Linked DNA regions of Homo sapiens: region 2 is linked to region 1. The links are chromatin loops, found by intact Hi-C in ENCODE. Cell type or tissue: adrenal gland. All regions are shown on one strand. Links, peaks and the distances in the headings refer to the core of each region. The heading gives the core; the rest is flanking DNA. Region 1 holds the start of LOC124902612 (a long non-coding RNA gene). Region 2 overlaps CD81-AS1 (CD81 antisense RNA 1).

Evidence for each region. Peaks named below come from ENCODE experiments on the same cell type or tissue, not always from the same donor. Only the 100,000 strongest peaks of a DNase experiment are listed, where the experiment ranks them.
Region 2: it touches region 1 in a loop (2.0-fold over the local background); 55 of 110 quality-filtered maps call a loop at or near these places.

The regions. Positions count from the first base shown.
Region 1 is chr11:2,310,138-2,322,154 of GRCh38, forward strand. It overlaps TSPAN32 (tetraspanin 32), which reads left to right. Exons shown (of 10, transcript NM_139022.3): 5 at 3,517-3,618; 6 at 4,348-4,434; 7 at 6,092-6,175; 8 at 6,439-6,530; 9 at 7,207-7,388; 10 at 7,726-8,067. The coding sequence ends at 7,787. LOC124902612 (a long non-coding RNA gene) reads right to left here and starts at 4,350. Exons shown (of 2, transcript XR_007062552.1): 1 at 4,253-4,350; 2 at 2,328-3,666. It also overlaps the pseudogene RNU6-878P. RefSeq lists an enhancer at 2,421-3,026. In adrenal gland, for the core only: no CTCF peak of the experiment used is centred there; DNase peaks (open chromatin) are centred at 4,867 and 4,964; H3K27ac peaks cover 1,341 bases.
Region 2 is chr11:2,360,111-2,372,127 of GRCh38, forward strand. All of the region lies in intron 1 of CD81-AS1 (CD81 antisense RNA 1), which reads right to left. LOC105376520 (a long non-coding RNA gene) reads right to left here. Exons shown (of 2, transcript XR_930983.2): 2 at 11,365-12,017. Among named protein-coding and RNA genes, the nearest start is that of CD81, 11 kb to the right of the region's middle. RefSeq lists an enhancer at 1-761. In adrenal gland, for the core only: no CTCF peak of the experiment used is centred there; no DNase peak of the experiment used is centred there.

The DNA of each region.
Region 1 (12,017 bases), core at 1,417-9,416:
GAGGTCTGGGTCACAGTGTGGGTGGCCGAGGTCAAGACAGCTGCCAGGGTTCCCCGGGCTCGTCTGGGGCAGCTGCGGCCCATGCCCCATGCTTCTGTGTGTTTATGGCTCTGATCGTGGAGCCACAATTCTGGAGGGGAGGGGGCCATACAGGGGCCACAGGACAGAACGCAGCTGGGGCCTGCTCTCCAGGAAGGGAAGGGGGTGCAAGAAGATAGATGCCCCAGCCGGGCTCACCTATGGCCTGTCCCAGCCCCAGGCAGCATCCCCCACACACATGGTCCTTGTCTGGCCCGTGCGCCCAGCTGCCCTTCAGGGGTCAGTTCTCAGGGCCTTGCCTGACCCCAGGCAGGGGACTGGGGCTTCCTCCTGGGCCTCTGGTCCCCATCTGCCCCTCCCAGTGGGTCTTGACTTCTGGCATCATCTGTGTCAGGCCTGGTGGCCATGGAGGTGGCCTGGGTGAAGGAGCTCTGAATATGAAGTCAGTGTCCTTGGGCCGCCCTTGGGCAAGCCACTTTAACTTCCTGGGCCTCAGTTTCCTTTTCTGTGAAGGGAGCACCAAGATCCAGGGGCTGCATGGGTGGGAATGGCCAGGTGTGTGCAAAGACTCTTCCTCCTCACCTGCGTGCCTCCTGCCGTGCCCCGTTGCCCAGGCTGGTCCTCCAGGACGTGGGACTTGCTCGAAGCTGTCCTGGGTGTGGATGGAGTGGCTTTGGTGCCAGGGCCCGGGCCCTGAGCAGGAGGGGCGGCTGCACATCCCGTCTCCTGCCCTCCACCCTCAGGGCCCACCAGAGCCGAATGGGCTTCAACCTTGGGCTCCCTGTCCAACAAAGTCCTGCTGGCAGCCTAGACAGTGGCAAAGGCCAAAGGCCCCAAGCTGTTGGCACCGGAAACGTCGAGGTGAGAGCCGGGGGCCCAGAGCCCAGCCCGGCCCATTCACCCATTCCCCCTGTCCCTCCCCACAGGGCCACTGAGGTGTCCTGAACACAGGGTCAGGGTGACTCATGTGGTGCCCCTGCGGATGGGAAGGCAGAGGACAGAGGAGGGAAGGGACCAGCCACATGCCCTTGGTGGTGCCCTGTGGCCACAGACCCGGGCCCAGAGCTGAAAGTGGGGTGCCCCTCCACCTCCCCAACTCTTGCCCCAGGGAGTCCTGGCTGCCACTTCCCTGGGATGCTCATGCGGGCAGGAGGCGTGGACCGGGCTTCAGGGATGAATGTGGAGCTTGAGGGCTATTAATTACGTTCTCCTCGAGGGCTGAGAGCCACTTTGCCTTAACCCTCCCCCTGTGCCCTGACGAGTCTGCTTCGGGAATAATTCATGCTCAAATTAAGTACAGCAGTGTGGGGTGCAGCCTCGTCCTCACAGTCTGCCCCACCCTGGAGCCACTACCCTCCCTGGATCCTCCAGCCGCCGAGTGGGCTCAGGCCAGAGCCAGCTCTGTACCTGTGGGGCTGGTCCACAGGCCTCCTGCAGCTCCTGGTCCCCACCTGCCGTTCAGGACCTGTCTGTACCTTCCTGAGCACTTTCAGCAGACACAGGATGGGGTCGCCAAGCCCAGGCAGACACCAGGGAAGATCTGGTCATGGGGAAAAGCCCCCGGGCACCGGAAGACGGAGCTTAGTGCGTTGATACCTGTCAGGCAGCACCTTCCCCCAGGTGTCCTGAGAAACACAGGCCCCAGGCTCCTTCAGAGCCCCCAGAGCCTGGAATGGAGACAGACGGTGAAGCATCACCTAGGAGCCCAGGCCCCGTGGAGAGCAGCCGGCCCGGCCTCCAGGGCCCTCCAGGGCCAGACAACCGGCTTTGGGGTAGGAGGCCTACCTCGCTGAGCTCTGCTTCCCCAGTCGTGGGGAGAGCTGCTTGGCAGAGCCAGGCAGGGCAGGAAGAGCCAGGCAGGGCAGGCAGGGCAGGCAGGGCAGGCAGAGCCAGGCAGGGCAGGCAGAGCAGGCCCCTCAGCCACTAGCAGGAGTTGTCACTCTCGCCCATGCTGTGGTAATAATGACACCTTGCTCACAGCCTCAGAGGCACCTTTGTCCTCCTTGGGCCATGGCAGGCGCCTGACAATGGGAACAGTCATTGGAGTTGGGAGGGAAGCAGGAGGGGAGGTCCGAGCCAACCCCCGGGCCCACTCCGCTGGGCCTCCAGTCCTCACCAGGACCTCCACCCACGAGGACACAATGGCCAGGCCAGACTCCACCCCCATTTCACACTCACAGACGCTGAGGCTGAACAAGGCCCCCGCCCTGGCCGACAGTGGTGTGGCCAGCTTGGTGCCTGCCCGCCCCTGGGCACTGCGGGGAGGACAAGGCTGGCTGAGTCGGGGATGACTCACGGAGAGTGGTCTGACTTTTATTAGCATCAATGGGAGGGATGCATTAGGGTCAGGAGCCAAGTTTGGCCTGGAAAGTCCATCTGACTCCTGTTGGGGCCTCCAGGCTTGGGCAGGGCTGACCGAGAGCCTCCACTGCCCACTGCCCGCCCAGTTGGCCGCTGTCAGGGCCTGCCACGGGGGCTGGGCCCCAGTGCAATGAGGACCGCCGTAAGCCACCCTTCCTTTCTGGAGGGCAGGTGTGAGTGGCTAGAGCGGGCCTGGGGCTTCCATCCTCCCCCAGCCCTTTGGGGCAGCTGCTGAGCACCCCCTTCATGTGTCTTGACTGTCAGCATGGCATTTGGGGGAGAACTGAGGGCCTCTGAGGCAGGAAGGAGACATCAGAGGGCAGGGACCTCAAAGAGGGCCTCGCCCTGTGCCAGGAGACCAGCGACTCCTGGAGCAGTCACAGAAGCCTTCCTGTAGGAGGCGAGATTCCAGTTTGTCTTTGAAGGAGTAACTTGGCAGGGGAGAGCATCTTGCTTAGGAGGGTGGAGACATGAGGTCCAGGTGTTGGTGAGGTGTGGAGCGCAGGCAGCACATCCAGCCAGGCCCCGTCACCTTCCACCTTCTTCACCCCCTGCCCCACAGTGGCCTCGTCCACCCAGATCTGGCCTCAGGTGCCCAAGGCTTCTCTGGTCAAAAGCCTTACCCGGAGCCCAGCTGCCCGGGCTTCCAGAAGGCAGCCGGGTGATTCTTGGGAAAGATCTAGAATCCCCAAGCTTTCTGGGAGCTGAGGTCCTGGCACAGGGTCTCTCAAGCCTTTTCCACCAGGCCCAGCCCCATCCCCCATTTCCGGGTCAACAGTAGCGTGCTGGAAACTTCTGTGGGCCAACCTTGTAAGACCACAGCGGAGGCGGACGCAGAGCTTGGCCTCTGCTTTATCCTGCGGGACCCTCTGGGGGCAGGAGGGCCACTCTGACGGCCATTGTGTGAAGGCCCCATCGTTGATGTTGGGAAGCACTGTGACTGGCTGCCCAGGGACCCAGGTTCCGCTTTGGGGAGATCCACCTGCTACAAGGAGGGCAGTGCTGGGACGTCACTCAGCACTAAGGGCCCACTAGCGTTTGGGATGTCGTGGGGAGGGGGCTGTGTCCCCGGATCTCCCACCAGGGCCAGGACCTCCCTGTGGTCTCTCGGTGCAGGTGGAGGACGCCATGCTGGACACCTACGACCTGGTATATGAGCAGGCGATGAAAGGTACGTCCCACGTCCGGCGGCAGGAGCTGGCGGCCATCCAGGACGTGGTGAGCGTGGGGACGGCTGGGTGGCAGGGCGGTCAGCTTCTGCTTGGACTGCAGTTCAGAGAACAGGCGCAGGGTGGCCAGTGAGAGGTCTGGCCAGGCACCGAGGGGGTTCCAGGACACAGGCCAGAGTTGCCCCTCAGGGCTGGGGGCAAAAAGCTCCCACCCTCTGTCTGCCCAGGACAAGGCCGCCTACCAGATTCTCGAGGCCCAGTGCAAAACGAGAGGGCAGGGCCCTGTATTCAGAAACACTGAAGGATTTCAAGAGCATTAAAGCAAATACGGGGCCGAACATAGTGGCTCACACCTGTAATCCCAGCACTTTGGGAGGAGGTTGAGGCAGGTGAATTGCTTGAGCCCAGGAGTTCGAGACCAGCCTGAGCAACATAGGGAGACCTTGTCTCTACTTTAAAAAAAAAAAAAAAAGAAAAGAAAAAATAAAAGCACATACAGCGCACAGGCCCTGTGAACAGGGCGGGGAAGCTGCCTGGCTCCAGCAGGTGTTCTGTCACCAGCAGGCAGGCAGCGCAGCTTGAGAGAGCTCCCCTTACCAGGGCCCGGCTGTGCAATGGCTGGAGCCCCAGCAGAAGCAGCTGCAATACCAGTAGCCCCAGCCCTGGCCTGCAGGGAACCCCACCTGGATACTTGTGGTGCCTCAGTTTCCCCATATGTGCTGCCCGCCTCCTGGGGTCTCGGGAGCACATCACCACTCCCTCCCTTCTGTTCCTGTAGTTTCTGTGCTGTGGGAAGAAGTCTCCTTTCAGCCGTCTGGGGAGCACAGAGGCTGACCTGTGTCAGGGAGAGGAGGCGGCGAGAGAGGTGAGGGGGGGACCTGGATGCTGGCCAGGCAAGACCCTCGGGGGCTGGACACCCTGGGGCCCAACCCCAAGACCCAGGGCCATCCTCCCACCCCACCCCTTGGCCTCCCCAGACCCTTGGGAACTGCCGCTGAAGGGCTCAGGGAAGGTTCTGATGTGATCGGAGGCTAGTTAGGGTTCATGGTACGCCAAGCCCATTGGGTGGCCAGGCTGGGCTCAAGACATAAACACAGGCCCCTTTGCCCAGCTGGACGCAGGCCCCATGCGCCATTCACTCCTTCAAGCCAGTTCCAGCCTGGGGACTTCCCAAGGCCAGCTAAGTCCACAGAAGCCTCTTGGAGTGCACCCATGAGGGCTCTGTGCCAAGGGCTGCAGGGCTGGTGTGGTGGGCTCTGTCTAGGGGGAAGGGTGCAGGCGTCCTGGGGGGCATCAGAAGGAGTTGAAGGGCACTCAGAGGAGAAGAAGTAGGCCAGGGTGTGGCCAGGGCTTCAGCAACAACAGAGCGGGGCCCGAGGCCAGGAAGCCTTTCCTCCCCAGGGCCCTGGGAGAGACTGGGCCCTCCTCTCTTTCTCCTGGTGCCCGGCAGCCCTCCCCCAGCCCACCCTGCCCCCTCCCTGCTCCCCTCCCCGCTCCCCTCCCCTACTGTCCTGGAAACAAACCCACCCTATCTCACAGTGGGAGGCACCTGGCGACCCTCCAAGAAACAGAGGGGAGGAGAGCAAATGGCTGGAGGCCTGGTGAGGGGTGGAGCCACAGCCAAGGCTCTGAGGGCAGAAGGGCTGGCGCTGAGGATGGTGCTGGGGAGGGACCAGCGGCATTGGGGGCAGGGCTAACAGTCAGGACCCCTGTGCCACCCAAGGAGAGACTGAAAAGGCCCCCGACTGAAAAGCAGGAGCGAGGGCCTGCCTCGAGCACCCTTGGGATGGCAGGGCCATGGGCCCGACTGCAAAGCCTCCTGGGGAGCCGGAAGAGCCAGCACAGGCGGCAGGCACGGAGCCACCCAGATGGGCTGGCATGGGCGGGAGGGAGGCAGACCTGCCTGCGGGGGACAGGAGGGTGAGCCCTGAGACCCTGCGGAGGCCTCCACAGGCCGCCCCAGTTGCCATCATCTCCAGGGTTCAGAGACAGGCCTGCCACCTCCCTTTTCTGAAAAGATGCCTCTGGGTGCCATGCCCTGGGGTGGCACTGGAAGCCTGGGATGGAACCAGGAAGCTGGGACTGTGCGGGGACCCCCCTCACACCCCTCCACCAGCTGGCTTCCTGCCCTCCCTGTTAGCCATCACCCTCTGGTCACCAAGGTGCTGTGCCCGGCCCTGGGCTGGATGCTGGGAACCCAGAGTGAATTCGAAGTGGCCCGGCCCAGGGGAGCCAACGTGTGGCCCAACATGGACGCTCAGGACAGCTGGGAGACGGCACCGGCCGGGCCCAGGGCAGTGCCAGAGTGCCCACAGAGGCCAGCCCTGTCCCACTGGGCTTCACCTGCTCGTGCTGCCTTTCCCTAGAGCCCTGGGGGCTTCCTAGGAATGTGCCGCACCCGCCGCCCTGCTGCCCTGGCATTGGCCTAGGTGGGCGCTGCAGCTCCATGGCCCCACAGAGGCCGCTTGTCCAGGCAGGGAGGGCCGCTCAGGGCGGGTACCATGCCTGCTGCCCTCTCACAGGACTGCCTTCAGGGCATCCGGAGCTTCCTGAGGACACACCAGCAGGTCGCCTCCAGCCTGACCAGCATCGGCCTGGCCCTCACGGTACCCTCTCGCCTCCCTCACTGCCCCTTCCCACCTCCTGCCCCTCAGCCTGCCCAGCCCCCGACTCAGATGGAAGGGTGACCCGGGACAGGATCTCTGGTCTTGAGCCTCACTGGCTGCCAACCTCAGGGAGCTGCTCTGGTGTGACAGGGCCTGCCTCCTACAGCTGGGCCGCCCCCTTACACTGCAGAGTCCTGATGCTTCCTGGGGAGGGGCGCCCGCACCCTGGGGCAGTGGGGCAGCCGCGGGTGTCTCCCTCCCAGGTGTCCGCCTTGCTCTTCAGCTCCTTCCTGTGGTTTGCCATCCGCTGTGGCTGCAGCTTGGACCGCAAGGGCAAATACACCCTGACCCCACGGTAGGGCCCCCTGCCTGCCCCCACACCCTCTGGAAGGGTCCTCCAGCTCTGCTCGAGAGGCATCTGCTCTGCCAGCTGCTAGGAGGGAGCCCCGGGACCAAGCCCCAGGCTGACACTGTAGAGGAAACGCTTTGGGGGTGGCTGAGCACCAGGGTGGGGTGGGAGACCTGGAGAGTTTCCAGACCCAATGCACCGCACCCCATGGCCCACATGGGGACCCCCCTTTGCTTACCCCCAGGCCTTACCAAGACCTGGAGATGGATGCTTCTGGGCCTCCAGGTTATAGCCCCAGGCCAGGATCTCTGTGCTTGAATACCCCAGAGCTCCTCATGCTTAGGGGGCAGGGAGGGTCCAACCCACAGCCAGGCAGCTCTTCCTGCCCCCACGGAGCCTGGCCCGTCTCTGCCTGCCATGCCCATTAACCCACCCACTTGCTCTTCCTGGCCATCCAAGCCCTCATCCCTGGGTCCTCTGCATTCTACAATAGCCTCACAGTCCCGTCTAGAACATTCTGCAACAGCCTCACAGTCCCCCTAGAACATTCCACAGCAGCTCCATAATCCCCTCCAGAACATTCTGCAACAGCCCCATGATCCCCTCTAGAACATTCCACAATAGCCTCACAGGTCCCCTGTAGAACATTCCACCACAGCCCCATGATCCCCTTGCTCCTCAGAGCATGTGGCCGCCAGCCCCAGGAGCCCAGCCTCTTGAGATGCTCCCAGGGTGGACCCACACATTGTCTCCACTCCGAAGCAGTTGCTATTGGTCCAAGAGGATGCTCGGGTAGTCTTCGGTGGCTGCAGGAGAGCGATGCTGCGCCTCTGCCCCTCTCCTGCCACCTGGCTGCCCACAGAGGTGAAGACGCCCCTGCTGTCAGCCCTCATGGGATCCCTGAGGGGAGGGTCCGAGCTGTGAGGAGGGAAGGGAGTGAAGGCCCAGCCAGAGAGCCAGGCTCCATTGGGAACAGATGCAAGGGTAAGGGGTAGCTCACCAAATCCCTCCATGGGAACGGGCTGGGAGCAAGCACAAAGGAAACCACACTGGAGGCAGCAGCCCAGGGCAGACTGCAAGACACTGGTGGCCCACGGCCTGGAGGGCTCCACCCAGACACAAGCTGCACTGGTTTTCTATGCTGCGTAAGAAGCAGCATGGATGTAAGGACTGCAAGCAGTGCCCATTTATGATCTCGCAGCTCTCCAGGGCAGAAGTCGCGGTGGGCTCAGTGGGTGCCCTGAGCGGGGTCTCTCAGACTGACGTCAGGCCTTGGTGGGCTGCACTCTCACCTGGAGGCTCCGGGGAAGCATCTGCCTCCAGGACCATTCAGGCTGTTGACAAGTCAACTCCTCATGGCTGTAGGACTGAGGTTCCCAAGTCCTTGTCCCTGGTCCTGTGGTCCCTCCACCTTCAAACCAGCAATGGTGCATTGAGCAAATTGTGGTCAAATATACATCACATCAAATTTACCATCTTAACCATTGTTAAGTGTATGGTTTGTGGCATTAAATACATTCACATTGTTGTGCAACCATCACCACCATCTATCTCCAGAACTTTCCATCTTCTCAAGCTGAACCTCTGTCCCCAGTAAACACCAACTCCCATTCTCTGCCCCGGTCCCTGGCACCCACCATCCACTTTTCGTCTCTATGGATTCAGCTGCTCCAGGAACCTCATATGTGTGGGGTCACACAGGATTCATCCTTTTGTGTCTGGTTTATGTCACTTACTGTTATGTCCATAAGGTCCATCCGTGTTGTAGCCTGTGTCAGAATTCTTGAAAGAGAAATCTTATCAGCTTTCCCATCATCTCACAGCCACATGGTCCGTGATTAAGGCAGGACATTTAGTGGGAAGCGTGGAGCATTTTAGATATTCTGCCTGCCACACCCACTCTTACTGGACGTTCAGACCACGTTGATGACGAATTAGCTCTAATGGTCCCTAAATGTTTGCACAATTTGCTCAAAATTCTAAGTCCTGGGTGGAACGCCAAGTTGGCCCAGCCTAGGCCAAGGTCCTAATGAAGCCGACAAAAGAGAAGGAATGTCAAGGCCCTTCTAACTTCCATAGAGGGTGTGTGGCCCCATCTCCCACCAACAATCCTGTAATCCCAACACTTTGGGAGGCCGAGGCAGGAGACTGCTTGAAGCCAGGAGTTTGAGACCAGCCTGGGCAACATGGCAAGATCTTGTTTCTACAACAACAACAAAAAGAAAACATTAGCCAGGCATGGTGGCACACACCTGTGGTCCCAGCCACTCAGGGGGCTGAGGTGGGAGGATCTCTTGAGCCCAGGATGTCGAGGCTGCAGTGAGCCATGATCACGGTACCGCACTCCAGCCTGGGTGACAGAGTGAGACCCTGTCTCAAAATATAAACAAATAGGCGGGGGGCAGTGGCTCACGCCTGTAATCCTAGCACTCTGGGAGGCCGAGGCAGGCAGATCTCTTGAGGTCAGGAGTTCAAAGCCAGCCTGGCCAACATAGTGAAACCCCATCTCTACTAAAAATACAAAAAAAATTAGCCAGGTGTGGTGGCGGGCGTCTGTAATCCCAGCTACTGAGCAGGCTGAGGCGGGAGAATCGCTTGAACTTAGGAGGCAGAGGTTGCAGTGAGCCGAGATCGCACCATTGCACCCCAGCCTGGGTGACAAGAGCAAAACTCCATCTCAAATAAATAAATAAATAATAAAAATAAATAAAGTACAAAAAAATTAGCTGGGCATGGTGGTGGGTGCCTGTAATTCCAGCTACTCAGGAGGCTGAGGCAGAAGAATCACTTGAAGTCAGGAGGTGGAGGGTGCAGTGAGCCAAGATTGCGCCACTGCACTCCGGCCTGGGTGACAGAGCAAGACACCATCTCAAAAAAAAAAAAAAATTTAATATATATATATATATGTGTGTGTGTGTGTGTGTGTGTGTGTGTGTGTGTATACATATATACACATATATGACTAACTAAATAAATAAATGCTAATAAATAAAATAAATAAATTAAAATAAATCTCCAAACTAGAAGAGTAAGGACTAACAGGGCCAAGAGGTAAACTTTTGTGAATGTTCCAACCATAAGTGCTGCCCTCACTCTCACCCGTAGGCCCCCGGCCTGTGGATTCTGGTTTAGGGGAACGGCACCATTCACCAGGGTCCAGGGTCATATGCTGTAGGACTCTCTGCAGTCTTGTGGTGGCATCTTCCAGCTGAGCTCCTAAATAATCCTGAGTGGTCCTGAGAAGCCAGATCACCATCCCACAGGGGTGGGTCCTGTGGAGGGACAGGGTACATGGAACCCTAGTGAATCCCATGGGGTCTCCCCACTGCCCTGTCCTTTGGCTGTAAAGGCGATGCCTTGGCTGGAAACAGCAGTACGTGCAGGAGCAGGCAGTAGGCTGGGAAGGAAAGTGCCGGTGCCGGAGGAAGCAGTGCTAGTGGAGGGGAGTGGGTCCAGATCAAGAAGGGTTAAGTGCAGTCATCTTTCCCATCATCTCATAGTTGCACGGTCCAGGGATGAAGACAGGACAGTTAGCAAGGAGAGGGGAACCGGATCATTTAAGACCACAGCTGGAAGATGTCCCTGAATGTTTGCACAATTTGTTGAAGGTTCTAAGTCCCGGGTCGAACACCAAGTTGGCCCAGCCTAGGCTGAGGCCCTAATGTAGCTTGGCTAACAAGAGAGAAGGAATGTTGGGGCCCTTCTAACCTCCATAGGGGGGTGTGGCCCCCCATGAAGTGGAAATAGTGCCAGTGGGGGAGCATCAAGGAGCAGGGCCATATCCTATAGGACTTCACTGCAGTCTTGCGGTGGCATCTCCCAGCTGTGCTCCTAAATGATTCTGTCCCCTCCGCACTAAATGTCCTCCCTTCGTCCCTGGGAAAAGCTAGACCCTCTCCATGAAGGAAGGCGTCCAAAGCCAGTCAGCCCTTGGCCAGGTGACCAATCGGTCTCCCATGAGATGTGGTGCGCTTCTGCGGGGCGGGACGGCACACTGCTGACCTTGATCGGGCATCGGCTGCAGTGCAGGGGTGTCTGGAAGAGCTTGGTAAGCTGAGTCCCTGTGGCTGGGCCACGGCGGCTCCCCTCCCCTCCATGTCTGCCTCAGGGCAGCAACAGCTCCCTTGGGGCAGAGGCTGCCTGTCTGCCACGGGTTCCAAGAACCTTATTAGAGTACAGTACCCCATGCGCTTGACAGTATGCCCAGCCTGTCCAGCTACAGGACTCAGCAGACAAACAACACCCAGGTCAGACTACACCTGATGCCCATAGACAGGGCTCAGTCTCCACCCAGGCCCAGGGGAAACCGAGCGCTGTATATCCAAGCGAGAAGAGGTCCTGGACACAGAGGGCAAACTCTGCTCTCCTCGACGGGCACTGTGGCCTCCACCATGGCTTGGCTCAGGCTCCGAGGGCGCCTTGGTCAGCCAAGACCCCAAGAGGACCCTTAGGTCCCTGGGTCACAACTGAGTGGCTCAGTCCACACAGGAACAAGACCACATGGGCATCGTCACTGGCTGTGCCTCCTGCAGAAAGCAGGCCACCCCTGGCGTGCCTGGACACAGGGGAAGCACACACCCAAATGCAGGCTGTGTTTCCTCCAAAGAGTGCTGCGCACGGATGACTCAGGGTGCAGGACTGGTCCTTCACCACCACGGAGTAGGCATGCCCGGCTTCGTTGGACCCCAGAGAGAGCTTCAGGAGAAAGCAGGAGTCTCTGTTTTTACAGGGTTTCCTTCTCACCCTGCCACTCATGGTTTTTGTTAAAGCAACCTACAACTTCCTCACCTCCAGGTCATATCAGCCCAATGTCCTGTGGGCTGGGGAGACGGTCAAGGTCCACATGGGCTAAATTGTGGCTGAGAGCTAGGTTATTCATGTAATCCCAAGGCAGGTCCACGCTGCTGTCCCTCCCAGGTGAGAGCAAACCACCTTTATGGTTTTCTATATGTTGGGATAGACTGAAAAACAACAACAAAACAGGTGTTTGCTGGCGAAATAGCTGCTTGCCAGTACAAATGCCTGTGCTGATTTGTTCCAATTAAGAAGAAAACTGGTGCTTGCTTCAGCCACACATACACTAAAATTGGAACCATACAGAGAAGATTAGCATGGTCCTCCCTGCGCAAGGATGGCACGCAAATTCTTGATGCATTCCATATTTTTGGAACATACCTCAAAATAATAAGAGCCATATATGACAAACCCACAACCAATATCGTACTGAATGGGCAAAAGCTGGAAGCGTTCCCCTTGAAAACCAGCGCAAGACAAGGATGTCCTCTCTCACCACTCCTATTTAACATAGTAGTGGGAAGTTCTGGCCAGGGCAATCAGACAAGGGAAAGAAATAAAAAGTATTCAAATAGGAAGAGAGGAAGTCAAACTATCTTTATTTGCAGATAACATGATCCTATATCTAGAAAACCCCATCATCTCAGCCCAAAAGCTTCTTAAGCTGATAAGCAACATCAGCAAAGTCTCAGGATACAA
Region 2 (12,017 bases), core at 3,619-11,618, 52 kb after region 1:
TATTCACGGGTCTTACCGTGTTCTCCATCATCCTGAAGCAGCTGGCGTGATAGAACGGTGGAATGGGCTTTTGCAGACACAGCTCCAGCACAAGCTGGGTGGCAGTCCCTTGCAGGGCTGGGGCAAGGTGCTGCTCCAGGAGGCTGTCCGTGCTCTGAATCAGTGTCCAATATGTGGAGCTGTCTCTCCCACAGTCAGGATTCACCCGTCCGGGAACCAAGGGGCAGAAGTGGGAGTGGCACCACCCACCATCAGCCCCAGTGACCCACTAGCAGTGTTTTTGTTTCCTGTTCCCATGACTTTACGCTCTGCTGGCCTAGGGGCCTTGGTTCCAAGGTGAGGAATGCTGCCACCAGGAGACACAACAATGACTCCATTGAACTGGAAGTTAAGGTGGCACCTGGGCAGTTGGGGCTCCTCAAGCCTCAGAATCAACAGGCCGATAAGAGAGTTTGGATGCTGGCTGGGGATTGATCCAGAGGACCCAGGGGACATCGAACTGCACTCCACACCAGAGGTGCGGAAGAGCACGGGGAATGCAGGAGGCCCCTTAGGGCTTCTTTAAGTGTAACCACACCCTGTGGTTAAGATCCCTGGGGCCAGGCTCGGTGGCTCACGCCTGTAATCCCAGCACTTTGGGAGGCCGAGGCGGGCGGATCACGAGGTCAGGAGATTCAGACCATCCTGGCTAACACGGTGAAACCCCATCTCTACTAAAAATACCAAAAAATTAGCCGGGCATGGTGGCAGGCACCTGTAGTCCCAGCTACTTGTGAGGCTGAAGCAGGAGAATGGCGTGAACCCGGGAGGCGGAGCTTGCAGTGAGCCGAGATCGCGCCACTGCACCCCAGCCTGGGCGACAGAGCAAGACTCCGTCTCAAAAATAAAAAATAATAATAAAAAAATAATCCCTGGGAAAGCACAGCAATGCAAGTTTCCTTAGGAAACTACAGCAAGGCCGAGACCCTTAAGCACTGAGGCCTTGGGTCACCTGGCCAGGTACAGAACCACTACCGGCTGAGGTGCTTGCTGAGGGCAAAGGGACTACAGAATGGGCAGTGGTTATAAACACCAGGTACTCCTGTAGCTTGGCCAGTAGCAGAAATGAGGATTGCAACTTTCACGAGTGTTTCCTCTCCATTTTGTTAAGAAAGCATTTGTGCATATGTGTACATAAGTTAAGCAAATATCTGTTTTCTTTCCTCTCTTACTCCTTTATCATGTAACATAAGATCTATTGATTTTGTCTCAGTATCAAGGTATCGTGAATTTTACATGACAGTATTGAGGTCGTGCGATATCGGGAGAGTCGACATCACTCGAGGACTTCACCTCCTCTTCCAGGGAAGGAGTCAGTGCGTGTCTGGTTGTATGCGGGACAGTCATCACATGTTAGTTGGAACCATGACCTTGCTGCTGTCTATTTGGAGATGAAGTACGGTTTAAGGAGGTGTGTATGGGTTCCAAGCTGACAAGGAGTGAACTTGTGACGGTTCGTTTCAGCTGTCAACTTGACTGGATGAAGGGATATCCAGAGAGCATGAAAGCATTATCTCTGGGTGTGCCTGTGAGGGCATTTCCGGAGAGACTGGCGATTGAATCCGTGGGCTGAATAAGGAAGATCTGTCTTCACCCAAAGTGGGAGGGCACCATCCAATCCACTGAGGGCCCAGGCAGAACGGGAAGATGAATTCGTGCTCTCTTGCTCTCTCTTCCCCCACCAGAGCTGGGACACCCACCTCCTACTGCCCTTAGACATCAGAACTCCTGGTTCTCTGGGCTTTGGACCCTGGAACTTATACCAGTGGCCCCTCTGACTGCGAGTTACACTGTCGGCCTCCCTGGTTCTCAGATCTTCAGGCTTGAACTGAGCCACACTACCAGCCTCCCTGGGTCTCCAGCTTGCACAGACAGGGCAAATCATGGGACTTCTCAGTCTCCATACTCATGTGAGCCGATTCCCATCATAAACCCCCTTTCTTCCATCCATCCATCCATCCATCCATCCATCCATCCATCCATCCATCCAGCTATCTATCTAGCTACCGAGCTAGCTACCTGTATCTTTACTTATCTCTATCTATGTCTACCTATATCTATATCTCTGTCTACATCTCTATATCTATCTGATCTATCTCTATCTCTATGGTAATCTCAATCTGTCTGTCTGTCTGTCCGTCTCTCTGTCTATCTGTCTCCCTCCCTGTCTGTCTATCTGCCTGTCTGCCTGCCTGTCTATCTGTCTGTCTGCCTGTCTGCCTGTCTGTCTGCCTGTCTGCCTGTCTATCTGACTGTCTGCCTGCCTATCTGTCTGTCTGTCTGTCTTTATCTCTATGGATCTGTACTTATTTATCTATCTCATTCCGTGTATCTGTCTCTATATCTATACATCTACATCATGGAGGACTATGGTAGATGCTCACTGCTGTGCACTGCACCGTCCCTCCCAGCGGGACCACAGCACTGGTCCAGCCAGCTGCCCACAGCTCTCAGCTTGCTCCTCCCGAGGAAATGCCCTCAGCCAAAGGCAGCTGCCTCACCCATGGCTTCTCCCTGCCCTGGAAGCCACCTCTACCCAATGAATGGTCGATGGAGGAAGCAACAGGTCAGGTCCTTCACCTGAATTCATGGCCTCTCTAAAGGGCCCCTTCAGCTCCAAAAGCACCCGAGGCATCATCAGAAACCTTCTTTGCGAGTGGAGCACAGCTCAGCTGCCCCCACCTGCTCCTTCCCTCTCTCACAGCCTTTGTCCCCAAGAGCACTTGCCACTTTACCCTTGACCTACATGTCTCTATCTGGCAGTGTCTCTTGGGGAACCGAACCTCAGACAGTTTGCAAGCAACAAATTCCAAAGGTCGTGCCTGGGCCTGGAGCTCTGCTGACATGGAAGCCATGCCCACCTGGGACCTGAGGGTGTTTCTTGTCTCACAGGCCTGATATTGAGTGGTGTGCATCTGCATACCCAGGTGGTTGTTAAAACACAGAACGGCTTCCATGCTGGTTGAACGACCCCTACCTTGAGCCTCCAGGTGTCCCCCAGAGGCCACCCCGGTTCCTTCCCCCAGGGTCCAAGCAGGGCACGACAGACAGCTTCTGGAACATCACTCAATGCCGTGGCCAGCCCCATTCTGATGGGTCTGCACCAATCGGGGCTGCTTGTTAAGCATGACTAAAGTCTCCTGCAGTCGTCTGCTAGGACTGCCACAGCAAAGCGCCACAGTCTGGCAGCCTTCACAGAGACATTTATCTCCCCAGCCCTGGGGGCCTCAAGTCCAAGCTCAAGTTGTTGTTGGGGCTGGTTCCTTCGGGGGCTACGAGGTGGCCTCTGCCCAGTCCCTCCAGCCTCTGCCCAGTCCCTCCAGCCTCTGGGGCTCCCAGGCAGCCTCGTGTTTCTTGGCTCGTGGAGCATCACTCTAATCTCTGCCTTCACCTTCACATGGCGTCCTTCCTGTGTGTGCGTCTGCATCCAACTTCCCCTGTTCCTAAGGTCACCGGTCAGATCTGAGCAGGATACTAATGGCCATATCTTAGTTACATCTGCAGTGACCCTATTTCCAAATAAGGTCACATATGAGGCACTGAAGGTCGGGACTGCAACATGCTTGTTCTCCTATCATGGAATCAGACCAGCAGGTGGGTCACATTCCGCCAGAGGGAGAGTGGGCAGACGCCCAAAGGGCTGGATGTATACAGCTCCAGGAAGAACCGCAGTTGCAGCTGCTTGGACAGGTGTGGGCACTCACAGCCTCCCATGACAGCCCTGGCTGGGGGCTCCATCCACAGCCCCTGGTGGGGTGGGGCAAGGCCCTTCCTTCTGACCCACAGGACCTTGGACCCCTGGGGCACTGCAGAGGGACTCAGGGTCAGACCAGCAGCCTTTGACATGGCCAAGAGTGAAAGTGATGGGGACCCACGAGCCATCAGAGCTCTGTCTCCAGAGCCTGCACAGGGAGTGTTGGGACAAGGAGCAAAGGAATCGGGAGCACATCAAGGCAGGCACCAGATTTGGAAGAACGCCCCGGGGGAGGTGCTCCCAGGCGAGTGGGGCAGAGGGCAGTCTCCTCCTGGGCTTCCCTGGGTCCCAGCCCGGCCCGGCTGGGCGTCCCACTGTCTTTGGTGTGGTGTGCTCCCTGCCTGTGGCCCTGTGATGGGAGTCCTGCTTCTCTAAACAGTGAGACCCTCACAGAACCCGTCAGCATGTCCAAAGCACCTGGAGGAGAAAAGATTTGTCTCCTCATTCGTCACTAGGTTCATGGTTGAGGCTCTCACAGCAAAAGACAGATTAACAAGAGAAAAGCAGACACATTTATTCAATATAAGTTTCATCTCGTATAGGAGCCTTCGGAAATGAGGACCCAGCACTTCGGGAGGCCGAGGTGGACAGACCATTTGAAGTCAGGAGTTCCGAGACCAGCCTGGCCAACATGGTGAAACCCCATCTCTACTAAAAATACAAAATTAGCCGGGCATGGTGGCATGTGCCTGCAGTCCCAGCTACCGGGGTGGCTGAGGCAGGAGACTTGCTTGAACCCGGGAGGTGGAGGTTGCAGTGAGCCGAGATCACGCCATTACACTTCAGCCAGGGTGACAGAGTGAAACTCCGTCTCAAAAAAAAAAAAAAAAAGAAAAAGAAAAGGAAAAAGAAATGAGGACCCAAGGGAAGAGGGAAACCCGTGTATTTTTATGTGGAGTTTGATGGAGAGTCATGCAGAGTGTGATTGGATTAGACAAAGTGGGTGTACTCGTCCGTTCTTGCACTGTATAAAGAATACTTGAGACTGCGTAATTCATAAAGAAAGGAGGTTTACTTGGCTTACAGTTCCCCAGGCTGTACAGAAAGCATGGTGCTGGCATCCACATGGCTTCTGGGGGCGGGCTCAGGAAACTTACAATCATGGCGGAAGGCAAAGGAGGAGCTGGCACTTCACGTGGCCGGAGCAGGAGGAAGCCCAGAGGGAGAGAGGGGAGGTGCCATATGCCTTTAAACAAGCAGGTCTCATGAGAACTCACTATCACGAGAACAGCACTGGGGGGAAATCCACCCCCATGAGCCAATCACCTCCAGCAGGCCCCACCTCCAGCATTGGGGATTACAATTCAACATGAGATTTAGGCAGGTACACAGATCCAAACCGTATCAGGGTGTGGCCTAATGGTGATACACTGGGGAGACTTGGCCTGTGGTCTTAGTCCATCGTGTGCTGTTAGAACAGAAAACCACAGACTGGCTAACTTATTGGCCCCTGGTCCTAGAGGCTGGGAGGTCCGAGATCGACAGGCCACCTCTGGCAAGGGTCTTTGTGCTGCCTTATCCCATGACAGAAGGGCAAAGAGAGGGAGAGAGAGACAGCCAGAGAGAAGGGGACCAAACTCATCCTTCTGTCAGAGCCCGCTCCCACGACAATGATGTTAGTCCATCATGATTACAGAGATGGGGGACACATTCAGACCACAGCAGCCCCCTCAACCCGCACACACTGCACATTGAGGGGAGGGCCGGGAGACTGGAAGGAAACATCAGAGTCTGGAGAAGACCACCAGGATCACCAGGGCTATGCTCTCACCCGGCACCCAGCACCGAGGGGCTCATGGGAAACAAGACGGGTCTCTCGGTGCACGAGTGCTGGGCACACATAGTCCACCGTGCATCCTGGGCTGATGATCTGGACCCTGGTCCTGTGCAGCCCTGGGGTGGGGCTCCAGGCTGAGATCAGCCACGTCTGGGGGAGGAGACAGTGTTCCCAGTCTCACCTTGCCCCACGGACTCTGACAGGGGTTGAAGAAGCAAGGAGGCTCCAAGGACTGGGGAGGGGGAGTCTGGCCGACGATCTAGGAGCATCAAGGCGCCTGCTCCCTCTCGGCGTGGCCCGGTCCTGTAGGTGGTCAGTTATGCAATGCCACTGCCTTCCTACCTCACAAGGAGGGTGGGTGGACTCAGAAGCCAGGCCCAGGCTTCCTTCTTGGCTCAGGCAAGGAACATAGGGGGCTTTGAGCTTTGCTTATTCATTTAACAACTGAACCCCTAGTCTGTGCCAGGCCCCCATTTAAATGGTCCCTGGGATACAGCAGGGTCCAGAATGGGCCCAGACCCTGCCCCCATAGCTGACCTTCTGGAGAGCCTGAGGAGTGAGGGGTGCCCTCCAGGCACGGCAGACGGGGCAGGCTCTGCATTCGGGGGCTCCAGCTGCTTTCCCACCACCCACCCACTCCACCCGAGCCCTTCTGGGTCAGCTGGGCTCCTGGCTCTGCCCGCCTGGGGTGCAAGACGCCAAGTTCCTTCCTGGACAGTGAGAGAACCATGCCAAAAAGAAATGAAAGGAAGGCAGACGGCGAGATGAGGGAGAGGGTGGGCACCCAGCCAGGGACCGCAGAGACGAGGAGGAGGCACAGAGACCCACTGTCCCCAGCCACTGCCAGTGAGGCTGGCCCAGGGCCAGGGGCTGGGCGTCCCTGGCATGCATGTGGCTCCCAGTGCCCCCACGTCCAACAGGAGTGGGGCGGCCCCCTCTTCTGCCACATCCCCATCCCACCTCCCATTCCATTCACTGGTCTCATTTTTAAGTTTTTCTCTCCCAGTTATTCAGGATTGATTTGGAGAGCAGAGCGATGGCTGCAGGTGGCTCTTCATTTTCCTTCACCTAAGAAGCAAACCATCATCCACCCCAAGCTTGTCTCTCCAGCCTGCCCCCTACATGAGGACAACCTCCCTCCTCTTCCACGGTGGCGCTGTTCCCACTGGAGGCCCAGGCTTGGCCATCCGTTCATTCTTGGAGTCCTCAAGAGATTGTCAGCTCTGCAGTGGGGAGCAGCCGCTGTCAAAGACCCTGGAACTTCCTCCCTGCTGCGTCCACCAACCCCCACTGCCCGCTGGGCACTCCCAACCTGAAACAAGCTTGCTCGCTGCAAAAGCCTCACCTCTGACCCAACTTCCCACTCCCAGGATACCCAACCTGGCCTTCCCTCTGGATACCCCTGTGGGCTCCCCTCTGCTGATGGGTTCCCCTCTCCAGCTGTGGCTTCCCTCTGCTGATGGGGTCCCCTCTCCAGCTGGGGCTCCCTCCACTGATGGGGTTCCCTCTACAGCTGTGGCTCTCTCCACTGATGGGGTCCCCTCTCCAGCTGGGGCTCCCTCCACTGATGTGGTCCCCTCTTCAGCTTGGGCTCCCTCCACTGATGGGGTCCCCTCTTCAGCTGGGGCTCCTCTCCACTGACAGGGTCTCCTTTCCATCTGGGGCTCCCTTGGCTGATGAAGTCCCTTCTCCAGGTGAGGCTGCTCTCTGCTGACAGGGTCCCCTCTCCAGCTAGGTCTCCTCTCTGTTGATAGGGTCCCCTCTCCGGGTGGGCTCCCCTCTGCTGACGGGGTCCTCTGATGGGGTCCCTACTCCAGGGGGGCTCCCCTCCATAGATGAGCTCCCCTTCCTGGGTTGGGTGACCCCTCCGCCCTATCTGTGTCTGCAGGTTGGGGCTAGGCAGTGCTGGCCAGCATCTGACAACCTCCCCTTTCTGTTCTTGGGCACTGCTCACTTATTCAGGTCTCAGCCAGGCAGCCCCTCCAATGGTAATCTTCAGAGTCCCCTTCAGCAACACAGCTTCCCCTCTGTGGCCCAGCTCATGCTGAAGTAAACAAGGCAATGTCATTAACGGCTGGTATCAGCTTGTACGGGGAACCAGTGGCCCCAGAAGCCTCTGGGGAGGCCCAGGCTGTGAGGATCAGGGGTCCGGAAGAGCCTCTAGAGCGGGAGAAAGAGGCCTCAGGGGTCCCTCCTCACAGGGGATGGTGACAACACGGTAGGGAATGGAGGGGTCAGGGCTGGGTCCAGGACACGGTGACCCTGGCCAGAAAAGGCCGGGCCTGGCTGGCACCCGCACGAAGGGAACGGAGCCAGTGTGGAAAAGCAGGCCCGCGTCCTCTTCTGCACTCCCAGCCCCTTTAAACTACACACAGCTTGTAGGAAGGGGATCAGAGGCCCCTGGGCGTCCCATGGCTATGCTGCACCTGGGGACATGAAGCCTAGGGTAGCTCAGCCAGCTCTGGTCACGGCTGACAGACAGCCTCACCCCAACAGCCTCACCCATCCCTCCTCAGGGAACAGGGTCCTAACAAGCTGCTTTCCCCATCCCAGTGTTGAACAAAAACTCATGGGTTTAGACAAGAGTGAAGGTGACTCCTCCACCACCCATCCCACCTCCAGCAGGCAGCCACCCCCAAAATTATTGATTTATTAATAAATCAATGACAGGTGCCAGCCAGCCCCACCTGTCCCCAACCTGCAAATGCAGACAGGGGTCACTTGGTCCAGGGAGAGGAGACCCTCAGTGGAGGGGAGACACCCTGGAGAGGGGACCCCATCAGCAAAGGGGAGCCCCAGCTGGAGACAGTAAATAGGCAGACTATTCACTGTCTTCCCCCTCAAGCCAGGCCCACAGAGTCACAGAGTATAGCCACCAGCCTCCTGGGCCCACCCGGGAGGCCCCAACCACACTCCCCCTGCTCAGCTCAGCCCGGATTTCTGGATTCTGCTGCCTGCCAGGGATCCTGAGGAGGAGATGGTATCAGAGCCTCACCAGCCCTTCTCATACCCAGGAGTCCTCATGATGATAACAGTGTGTGCGCCAGGCTGTGCAGGTGCTGGCCGGGATCCTCTGAGGGGACGAGATCTCCATGGGAGGGCACCACTCTGATGTCCATCCTGGGCTTCCGTGGCCCTGCCTGGCCACTGCCCGCTGCTCTTGGTCAAGATCATGGACCCTCAGAGGCCAACCAGGCCTCAGCCTGTGCCTACAGCATCCTCTCTACTGCCGGGCTTCTGAATTGCTCCTTCCTCCTGTCTCCCACCCAGAGCAAGAACGAAGGGGAGGCCCCCAGAGCCCTGCAGCGCCGGGAGAGACTCCCATCCCCACCCCGCATGCCATCAACACAAACTGCCGGAGAGTTTAGGGGATCCCACGACTTGGGGTCTCCAAAGAGACCCCCGGGACATCTCATCGAGACCCCCCTGGGCACTGCATGCTCAGGCTTCCCACCCCTGGCCCACCCCATGGGGTGTGCCCAGTCCCGCATCTCACCCCATATCCATGCATGCATGCATGAACCTGAAAGCACCCCACACCCTCTGGTGCTCAGTCCTCCCCTCCTCCCTGGGGTCCCCTCCCCTCCCTGCCCCCCAAGCCTTGCATCCCCCTGCAAACCTCACAAGGGGGAACTATTTCTGTCCTGAAAGCAGAGAGGGCCCTTTTCTTGGGACCTCTCCGCCATCTCTGCCTCCACTCCCAGCTGCTGTCAGCTCTGGCCTGGCCCCTGCAGGAAGCAATCACTGGTCTCCCTGTTTCCCATCTGGCCCCAAGGTCTGTTCTTGCCCTTCGACCAGAGAGGTTTGAAAGCACAACTCGGGCCCTGCGTGCCCTGCTCCCCAGGGCTCCACACCTCTGAGCACCCGCGCAGTAACGGAGGCTCCCAGCCCCGCCTCGCCCCAGGGTCCCCTCCAACACTCTCTGGCCTTGGGCCTTTGCTATACCCGGGGCCTGGAAGGGCCCCCTCATCCCCCAAGTGTCAGGCAAAGGTCTCAGAGCACTGTCCCTGCCCGGCGTGCTTGGTCCTGACTGCTAGGCCCCAAATCATTCCTTTTCCCATTACCTCTTGGTTTCTCTGTAGCTGGGGTCACTACCCCAAATTCTTGAATTGACTGACGTGTCCAACTATTTCATGTTTTCCCCCTCTACACTGGGAGCCCTACAAGGGCAGGGCCCCCTGGGCAAGAATAGTGCCAGCCAGGAGCCCCTGGAGAAGATAGCTACACATGTGCCCCAGGCCCCAGATGGCACTCAGCCCTGCCTGTCAATGCTGGACATAGGGCAGTTTTTATCCTGGCTTTCTACACAAGGAGGAAAGACTAACCATGCCAGCGGGCAGCGGCCGGATCACGTATGTCAGTAGAACTCTGACCCCTGAGAAGCCTGGAAGCCAAACCACACCTCTGTAGCAATCACGCCACAGACTCAGGCCACGGCTAACGGCTGCCAGTTCACCTATTTTTGCCCCCAACTCAAGACCAACTGGAGGAAGGCAAATATGTCCCTGACGAAGGGTGGCCGCCTCCAGCCTCCCCAGCCCAGAGCCTCAGCCTCCCCAGCCCACTGCCTCCAGCAACACACATCTGAAGCCTTCTCTGTTGGTTGGTTTTATTGGTATTTTGGAAGATTGTTTGTTTTTTGTTATGAGATGGAGCCTCGCTCTGTCCCCCAGGCTGGAGTGCAGTGGCGCGATCTCGGCTCACTGCAAGCTCCGCCTCCTGGGTTCAAGCCATTCTCCTGTCTCAGCCTCCCGAGTAGCTGGGACTACAGGCACCCGCCACCGTGCCAGGCTGATTTTTTTGTATTTTTAGTAGAGACGGGGTTTCACCATGTTAGCCATGATGGTCTTGATCTCCTGACCTCATGATCTGGCCATCTCGGCCTCCCAAAGTGCTGGGATTACAGGCGTGAGCCACTGCACCTGGCCTTTGGAAGGTCTTTTATACCTTTATTGAGATAAAATTCTTATGACATAAAACTTAGCATAAACTGTAGACTTAGTTGGTGTGACTTTAGAGTAGTCTCAGAATTGTGCAACCATCACCACTGCCTACTTTTAGAACATTTTCAACATCCCAAAGACAGAACCCCGTAGGCACCTGTTAGCAGCCACTCCCCACCCAGTCCACGAAGCCCCAGGCAGCCACTCACCAATCTACTTTCCATTAATTTGCCCATTCTAAACACTTGAAAAAAATGGTATCACAATGGTCTTTTGGGTTTGGCTTCTTTCCCTCAGCATCATACCCTCAAAGTTCATCCATGTTGTAGCTCGTATCGGTACTTCATTCATTTTTATGGCTGAATAATATTCCACTGTATGGATAGACCGATATTTTGTTTATTTATTTATTCATTGATGAACATTTGAATTGTTCCCACTTTTTAGCTATTAAAACTAGTGCTGGCTGCGTGCAGTTGCTCATGCCTGTAATCCTAGCACTTTGGGAGGATGAGGCAGGCGGATCACTTGAGGCCAAGAGTTTGAGACCAGCCTGGCCAACATGGTGAAACCCCCATCTCTAATAAAAATACAACAATTAGCCAGACACGGTCATGCGTGCCTGTAATCTCAGCTACTCAGGAGGCTGAGGCAGGGGAATCTCTTGAATCCGGGGGGCAGAGGTTGCAGTGAGCCAAGATCGCGCCACTGCACTCCAGCCTGGGCAACAGACCAAGACTCTGTCTCAAAAAACAAAACAAAACAAAACAAAACAAACCAGTACTGCTATGAACATGCATGTGCATATTGTTATACAGACATATGCTTTCATTTCTCTTGGATACACACACACACACACACACACACACACACACACACACACACACACGTATATCTAGGACTGGAATTGCTGATTTTTATGGAAACTCTATATTTAGCATTTTGAGAAACGGCCAGTCTGTTTTCCGAAGTGGCTGCACTATTTTGCATTCCCACCAGCAATGAAGGAGGGTTCCAATTTCTCCATACCTCTGCCAACACTTGTTATTGTCTGTCTCTTTTATTTATAGCCATCTTGATGGGTGCATCGTGGTATCTCGCTGTGTTTTGATTTGCATTTCCCTGATGACTAATGATGGGGACATCTTTTCATGAGCTTATCGGTCATATGTACATCTTCTTTGGAGCAAGCTCTATTCTAATCCTTTGCCCATCATTAAAGGTAGGTGGTTTGTCTTCTTGTTGATAAGTTAGAGTTCTTTACATGTTTAGATACTAGTCCCTTATCAAATAGATGATTCACAAATGTTTGCTGTCATTTCTTGGGTTGTCTTTCCACTTCCTTGATGGTGTCTTTTCACGCACAAATGTTTTTAGCTTTGGCCAAGTCCAATTTATCTATTTTTTCTTTTGTTGCCTGTGCTTTTGGTAGTGTATATTAAAAACCATTGTTTAACACAAGGTCACCAAGATTTATTCCTATGTTCTTTCCTAAGGATTTTAT